Regions from separate parts of the Mus musculus genome. Here regions 2 and 3 are each linked to region 1. The links are chromatin loops, found by intact Hi-C in ENCODE. Cell type or tissue: left cerebral cortex. All regions are shown on one strand.

Evidence for each region. A loop is a pair of places that touch in the nucleus more often than their neighbours do. Peaks named below come from ENCODE experiments on the same cell type or tissue, not always from the same donor. Only the 100,000 strongest peaks of a DNase experiment are listed, where the experiment ranks them.
Region 2: it touches region 1 in a loop (4-fold over the local background); 4 of 42 quality-filtered maps call a loop at or near these places.
Region 3: a loop joins it to region 1, with 2.4 times the contacts of the local background. A loop is called at or near these places in 3 of 42 quality-filtered maps.

Annotation. Positions count from the first base shown.
Region 1 is chr8:121,728,365-121,730,864 of GRCm38, reverse strand. Jph3 (junctophilin 3) reads right to left here and starts at 306. Exons shown (of 5, transcript NM_020605.3): 1 at 1-306. The coding sequence starts at 242. It overlaps Gm46065 (predicted gene, 46065), which reads left to right and starts at 388. Exons shown (of 3, transcript NR_165833.1): 1 at 388-1,068. In left cerebral cortex, no CTCF peak of the experiment used is centred here; DNase peaks (open chromatin) are centred at 38, 446 and 966; H3K4me3 peaks cover 1,128 bases; H3K27ac peaks cover 827 bases.
Region 2 is chr8:121,649,767-121,652,266 of GRCm38, reverse strand. It overlaps Zcchc14 (zinc finger, CCHC domain containing 14), which reads left to right and starts at 334. Exons shown (of 13, transcript NM_080855.2): 1 at 334-542. The coding sequence starts at 366. In left cerebral cortex, no CTCF peak of the experiment used is centred here; DNase peaks (open chromatin) are centred at 230, 667, 1,178 and 1,920; H3K4me3 peaks cover 2,500 bases; H3K27ac peaks cover 1,156 bases.
Region 3 is chr8:121,783,081-121,785,580 of GRCm38, reverse strand. Jph3 (junctophilin 3) reads right to left here. Exons shown (of 5, transcript NM_020605.3): 4 at 153-1,021. Among named protein-coding and RNA genes, the nearest start is that of Klhdc4, 45 kb to the left of the region's middle. In left cerebral cortex, no CTCF peak of the experiment used is centred here; a DNase peak (open chromatin) is centred at 1,516; H3K27ac peaks cover 2 bases.

The sequences.
Region 1 (2,500 bases):
CACTTCCCCTTGCTCTCCAGGCCGATGCCGTGGCGCTTGCCCTGCGCCCAGGTGCCTTGGTACGTGTTGCCGCTTGGCCAGGTGTAGACGCCCAGCACCTCAAAGCCGTGGCTCCACGAGCCGGTGTATTCGCCCTGGCCCTTCGGGCCGGTGCAGACGCCATGGCCGTGCGCCTTGCCGTCCTCCCAGCCTCCGCAGTAGGACCCTCCATCGTCAAAATTAAACCTACCCCCACTGGACATGCATGTAACGCGGTTTGCGAATCCCGCAAGCGGTGAAAAAAAAAAAAAAAAAAAAAAAAAAAGAAACAAGGCGATCAACAAACCGGAGTCTTGGTTGGCTGGCTGGCTTTTTGTTGCGATGCTCTTTTCGGGGGGGTGGGGGGGGGGAGGACGAAGCACGCCCGCGACCCCGCGCGCGGACCGGCGGCGGCGTCTAGGTCCGCCAGCGGCGATTGTTCATTTTCGAGCTGCGCCGGAGCCTGACCAGCGTCTCGCGCTCCCGCTGGAGACAGGACCGGGAGGAGGCGGGGGAGGGGCGGCGCAGGGCGGGGGAGCGGCTGGTGCCCGCGGCTCCACCTCGCCGCCAGGGCCCCTCGCCGCGCGCCCCGGGAGCGGGAGGGCGCGGGGCGCGGCTCAGGCCCGGGCGGCGGGGCCCGCGGGCGGCGGCGCGCGCGGCTGCACCGATCCCGGCCGGACCGGGCAGCGGCACTGCGGCGGCGGCTTGCGCTCCGAGCCCCGGCAAGCGCGCGGCCGCCTGGAGAGGGGCGCTGGCGGGCGCGCGCGCGCGCACGCGAGGACCCCGGGGCGCCCTGCCCCTCCCCTGGCCCGGGGTCCGGCCGGCGCGCCCCAGTCTCCGCTGCCAGGGGCTGGGATTTAAAGGGACAGGAACTGCGTAACGGGAAGGAACCGGGCACCGCGAGCGCACGCCGCGGTGGGGAGCCGGGAGGAGGCGCGGGCGCCGCAGGCAATCGAGGGCCGCGCGGTCCCCACCCCGCTACCTCCGGGGACACCCGCACCGCGGCCCGTGCGGGCCACGACTTGACTGAGAGGCTCCTGCCAACCACAGGTGGTTTCTCCCTGTGACACACTCTCTCCTCCTTCTTTCAGGGCCGCTGGGGGGTCCCCGGGGAGGCGCTCACCTTCGAAAACACACCTTTAGCGAATAGCGTTTAGCCCCTCTAAAAATTAATAGAAAGTTGGGTCACACGTTTGCATCTTGGAGCAAAGCCACCCCAATCCCGTGGGCCTTGCGCCCTGGCCAACAGGTATCCCCCCCACTCCAGAAGCTGTCGCTCTTTGGGGTTACCACTCCGCGGTTACTAGGTCTCTCTCTCTCCCTCTCTCTCTCTCTCTCTCTCTCTCTGTCTCTCTCTGTCTCTCTCTCTCTCTCTCATTACCCACCCCCACCAAGAGATGCTAGCATCATGGGACTAATTGAAAATGCATTTCCTGGACCATCAATCCGAAGACAGGAGCCCACATCCCCTGCCCTCCCGGACTGCATGCAGGGAATGGCAGCGGGCATTGCAGTGGGCTGAGGAGGAGGGGGTCTGCATGGCTTCACAGTTGCACAGGGTTGGGGTTAGTGGGGGTTGGTGGTGACAAGAGACCCAGTAAGCCCCGGTGGTGGGGAGTCCCTGACTGGGAGCAAAAGAGGTGCATGGTGGCACCTGCAGCCAGCCGGGGTCATCGGGGCGCTTCCAGAACCCCAGATCTCAACCCCAACCCCAACTCCTTGTCTTAAGCACAACAACCTCTCCTTAAGGCCCACCAGTCAGATGGTGGCATCCTCTTTTCTCCCCAAAGGCTTTGAGAAGCTGTCAGTTCCTGTTCTGTATCCGAGGTTTCCAGCCACTCTGGTCCTTGAGTCAGGGTTTGCCTTCAAATGGCCTATGGTGGACTTCAGGGTGCATCACATCTTGGACTTGATTGGAAGTTAGCATGCATAGCCCACCATCACCAAGCAGACACACATCAGCCTGCCGTATACCTGGAGGGCAGAAAATCTCCAATCTCCCAGACTTTGTTTCTGTGTGTTCCAATGTGTTAATGGACTATGAGCCAGTGGGATGAGTCTGTTAGCTTATTACGAGGATGTGGTCAAGTGGGCCACAGACTCATCTTCTATAGGCTGGGCTTCACATCCTGATTCCAGGCTGTGTGGCTTTGGGTAGCCACTTCATGTCTCTGTGCTCAGTTGCCTGACCTGTAAAATGGGACTAACAGTTCTAGTTGAGTCCCAGTGAGAATCCAAGGACCAGGTATCCAGCATCCAGTGAGGGTGAGGGAGTAGGACTGTCACTGGGATCGTGATGGGGAGGCTGAGCTCTCAACCTGCCACTCCTTCCCCTACACTGTAGGGATAAACCATGCCTGGCAACACACTGTGTCTTCCATTTTATTTCCTGCCCCCCTTTTGCTGACTCTGCAGCCCTTGCTCACACAGCACTGCATGGCAAATACATTCCCTCTGGTAAGTGATGCTGGTCTCCAGCCAG
Region 2 (2,500 bases), 79 kb after region 1:
GGTTCTCTGAACTGCCGTCGCCGCAGCGTGTGGAGTTCCTGTGCGGCCTGCTGGACCTGTGCATCCCGCTCGAGTTGCGCTTCCTCGGCTCGTGCCTGGAGGACTTGGCACGCAAGGACTACCATTCGCTGCGCGACTCGGAGATCAAGGCCAACAACCCGGCCGACCTGGGCAGCCTCACCAACCTGACGGACGAGGTGGTGCGCAGCAAGCTGCTGGTGTCGCTGGCCCTGCTGGGCTCGGAGCAGCGCGAGGCGGCGGGCGTCTTGTACCGCACGCTCACGCACACCGACTCCATCATCCACAACTACGGGCTGCAGCTCAACGAGGGTCGCACGGGCGATGAGTTCCTCCTGCTCTTCACCATGGCCTCTAACCACCCGGCCTTCAGCTTCCACCAGAAGCAGGTGCTGCGCCAGGAGCTCACACAGATCCAGAGCAGCCTGAACAGCGGCGGTGGCGGCGGCGGCGGCGGTGGTGGCGGTGGCAAGAGCGCGCCCGGGCCCAGCGGCGCGCTGCCCACCTGCTCGGCTTGCCACAAGGTGAGCGCAAGCGCGCGCGGTGGGGCAGCGCGGCTGGGGTCCTTTACCGGCCAGCCTGGAGATGACCTACTAAGGGACCCGGAGGCCTGCGTCAGCGCGCGGCCCCCTTTGTGTGTTCGGTGTCACGGCCCAGGCTGGGGACACGAGAAGGCCTTTGTCCTGTCAATCCCGGTTCTTAGGTGACATAACACTCAACGATATGTCCACTTGCACCGACCTGGAACCTGGGCGCAGGTGGGCCCTGCCACCTGCCTGTCTGGGTCAGGTGTCCCCGGGCGTGCATGGCAGGGGTACGATGTACAGGAACCCGTGTCTGCGTGTGCGATCGTGGGGGTTGTGCACGCTGCTAAGCGTGTCTGTCTGGAGAGCCTGGCTCTTGACAGGGGCTTTGCAGCCTCAGCGGGTCTGCGGGTATGCTGTCAGTGGTGATCCACCATCGGGGAGAACCCAAGCTCACTGAGGTGGGATCTGGTCTTAGGATGATAATGTCAGCTTGCTGGGCAGGAAGGGCAGCTTGACTGTCCACTCAGAAATGCCAGCTGTGGCCCGAATGTTTGAGGACTGGTAAAGCACGTGGTTCTCGTGGAAGCTGAAGGCTGGGTGGTTGGGGGCCATGGTGACTAGCAGATGGAGTTCATTTCTTTAGTATCCATCCCTCTCAGCTGCAGCCCGGAGTTGTGGATGATGGAGTCGGTGTGCATTTGGGCCTTTGGAGGCCGGCAGCAGCCCTGGAGCCAAGAACCCAGGTTTCTTGTGAGAGAAAGGCTCACCAGTGCCAAGGGCCATTGAGGTCCCACACCATGTCCTTGGTAGTCAGAGGCCACATCCGGGCCTCCTGCCCAGCTGCTCCACAGTCTGAGCCTTTTGAAGTTTAAACTCTTAACTCAGCTTCCCCTGTCCAAGGTGAACAAGGTGAGGTCGTCGGGGCTTCCGTCGGTTTTTCTTTCAGCTCTCTTTGAACCTTGAGTTGTGGCTTCTTTTTAATGTCTTCCTCTAAGAAGTGGTTGTGGTTCCTGAATGGGTTTCTGTGGCGTCTTATCTTTTCACTGACGTTTGCCTCTGAGACTTCGGTTAGCTTTTTGGGTTTTTCTTCTTCTTTTTTCTTACATACATACACTTTGCCACCTCACTTCCCTCTTGCATGCGAGGCAACTGTCAACAAGAAAGGCAGGGCCCAAGGAAAGTTAAGTTCTTCAGGCCAGCCAGCTGTCACCTCTCTGTGGTCTCCTCAGCTGCGGTTAGTTTCATCCACGAGCAGGAGCTTGCTGTCTCCCAACCTGGGCTGCCAGACCCCTGTGTGAGTGAAGCTCAGACGCATCAGGTCCGGGTTGCTCTGTAGGAGATGGGGACTGGTTTTTAACAGGGCAGTGAATTCAGAGTAGAAGTGTCTAGAACAAATGTCTTGGGTCCTCTCCCACCCACACAGTACTAGGGATGGAGCCTGGAGCTTGTGCATGCCAGGCAGGTGCTTGGCCACTGAGCCCCACCCCACTGCAGCCAGCCCTCACAATGCCTGTATAAGATGGCCTTTGTCTCAGGCAAAAGTCCACGGCGAGATGGAGTTAATCTAGTCCCCAGGGTCTGGGCACTGGTCGCCCGCCTTGGTCTCCTGTGCTGTAGGAGGCTGGGCTGAAGTCCTCCAGAGGTGACAGGGCAGCTGGCAGCTGTGCTCCCCGTGTTTTTCCCGGCCATGTTGGCTGTCAGTGGTTCTGTGGAGCCATGCGTTGTCTGCCCGAACGGCTCTCGTCCTGAGCTTGCAGCTGTTGCAGTTTTCAGGAATCCTGTGGCTGATAGGGCTGGGGTTTTCTTTAGAAAGTTGGGGGACATTGTTTGGCCCTGGCACAGGGGCTCTTGACTTAGCAATGAAGGCTGGGTCTCACTTGCTCAGATCCAAACAGGTCCATTTCTCTTTCTTTTCCCTGGCTCTGAGTCACTCCCGAAGGGACTGTTCCCCAAAG
Region 3 (2,500 bases), 55 kb before region 1:
GCAAGTGTGGTCCCTATGACACAGTATCTCTGCTTCCTTCCCATAGACATCCACACCCCAACCCCTGGCAAGGAAATCCACAGAAAGCAGAGGGAACACGAGGTGGCTCTGGTCCCACTTCCTCTGCCCAGCAAGGGGTGGGCGCCACTCACCGTGCTGGACTTGAGCTCATCTCCAGTCTCCTCGTCAGACTCGAGTGCAACAGGCAGGGACTTCTGGGGTGGGGAGAAGGTCAGGTCCCAACGCAGCAGACGGGGCTCGGGCCGGTCCCCCAGCCGCAGGCTCTCGAGTTTCTGCACCGTGGGTTCTGCAGAGGAGGCTGGCCTAAGGTTCTCCTTGTTTTGGGACTTGGACCTCAGTCTCTGTAGCCCGAAGCCCCTGTCCCCCCCAGCACCCCGGCTATGACGCCGTCTCTGTGGGTGCGTATCCTGTGGACAGGCATCCATCCTCAGTAAGGGCTTCATCTCCAGCTTGTAGTTGCTCAGCTGCTCCTCATCTGGCTCTAGCAGCTTGGGGCCCCCAGAACAGGGATTGCCTGCCCGGTGGTGGGAAGTCCATGAGAACGTGGTGGGGGACTCCGTCCGCCGCTCCCGGGGCTTGGGGTTCCCAGGCTGCTTGTGGCCTGAGCCCCGGGTGCGGAAGTCCTCAGTGGGCTGGCCGCTGCGTAGGGCACCGCTGCGGATACCCCTAGAGGCCCCAGCCTTCTCCTCGCCCCAGCTGTTGCGGGCATAGTCCCCTCCGCGGCCCTCGAGGAGCATCTGGATGTCCCCGCTTCGCTCCTCGTCCACGGAGACCTGCCTGGAGAAGTGGGCCATCTTGGTCCTGGAGGCAGGAGCTGGCGGAGGGGTAGATGTGGGGCTGGCGGGGAAGCTCTGCAGGGGACTGTCGTCAGGGGTCAGATCAGAAGGGGTGGTGCCCTTTCGGTACAGCTCGGGGCTCTCCTGCTGTAGGGGTGTCCCGGTGGAGAGCACCTCGATATCATCGCAGGACATCTGGTGCTTTGGCCTCTGGTACTCAAGCCCTTGGGTGGGAGACAAAAGCGCTCAGAGTTACATGGAGCCCACTGCAGAGAGGTCTTGCGCCCAGCGTGGGTTGGGTCACTCAGCAAAGATAACTGGTAGGACCTTAAAGCAAAGTACTTTCTGTCACCAGAGTCTCTTAGGTGGGAAACGGGGACCTGGATAGTGAGGGCATGAGCCTGCTGTGTGCCCTGTGGCCTTCTTCAAAAGGGTGAGAGTGCTCTACACCTTACAGGGAGACTTGTGCCTGCCCACCAGCACCATGGAGATCATGCTCAGCTGAAATCAGCTGCAAAGCCCGTGTCTCCGGAAGACCAAGAAGGGAACTGGGGCAAATTCATCTCAATGCCTTTATTCCTGCCTCAAGTCCTGGTCCATGGCTGTGCCGGCTTTAAGGATAAGTAAGGAATCAGCTTCTATGCTCCGGGCACTGCTCTGACTCATCCTGTATCCCTCCTTCCAGCCCTGTGGCTTCAGACAGTCTCAGAGGGACTGGCCACCAGGGTCTTCCCCAAGCAGCCAGCCCAAGGGAGGGCAGCCTTCTGCCCCTAGCTGATAAACGCTTCGGTGATGTTTTTAGAAGTGAATCACAGAAGGAATGTAAGGGCACCTGGAAGTAACACAATACTGGAGAGAGGAGGCCATGGCAGCCTCCCAGGCAGCAGCCATTGGCCAGAGACCATAGAGAGCAACAGCCAGGAAGGGGTTCTGCATCAGCCAAGTCCCACGGTCTAGTCCTGTCCCAGTAAGGGGACAGCTGAGGTACTGCAAGTTGAAGGATATTCTCATAGACTCTCTCAAGGAGACATCTCTGAACAGAAAATAGACAGGAGCTTAGGTCTCCCCAGAAGAACCGCTATCCTGGGACAGCTGGGTGCTCCAAGGCCCATGTACATGGGGCATAAGGGCACACATCTGGTAGGCAAAGGTCCAGCTGTGGACAGGGCTGGCTCTTATGGGTTTTGTCCAAGATCATCAGAATGTCTGGTGGATAAATCTCTTGGTCACCATTCCACACAGAAGTGCCTCAGCTAGTATGGAGTCCCCTCCAACTCAAGCTTCTAGGGAGAGCATAGTAGGGACAGTATAGTATAGTAGGATCCCAGGAAGGAACCAGCAGCAGACTGGAGCCTGGGGACCTGCGGGAATTACTAACATGTTTGTTGACCTACATATTCTACATGTGGTTCACCTGGCTTGGGGTCAGTTCCGTGCTTAGCAGTCTGAATGTGGGGCAGATTACCTGCGGCCCACCGACTTAAGCAAGAGCCACCTCAGTCTGACTAACCTCTCCACTGGAATCCAGGGCTTGCTTGCTTCCTTTCTTTGTTCCTGTCTGTCTGTCTGTCTGTCTGTCTCTTTAAGCTAAGAGCTGCTGGGTGAGAGAAACTGTGTGCAGAGAGTTGATGGCCACCTCCTCCCTCTAAACCAGAAACATCTGAGAGATGTGCTGGTGGCCAGGGCTCGGTGGGCTACCAGAG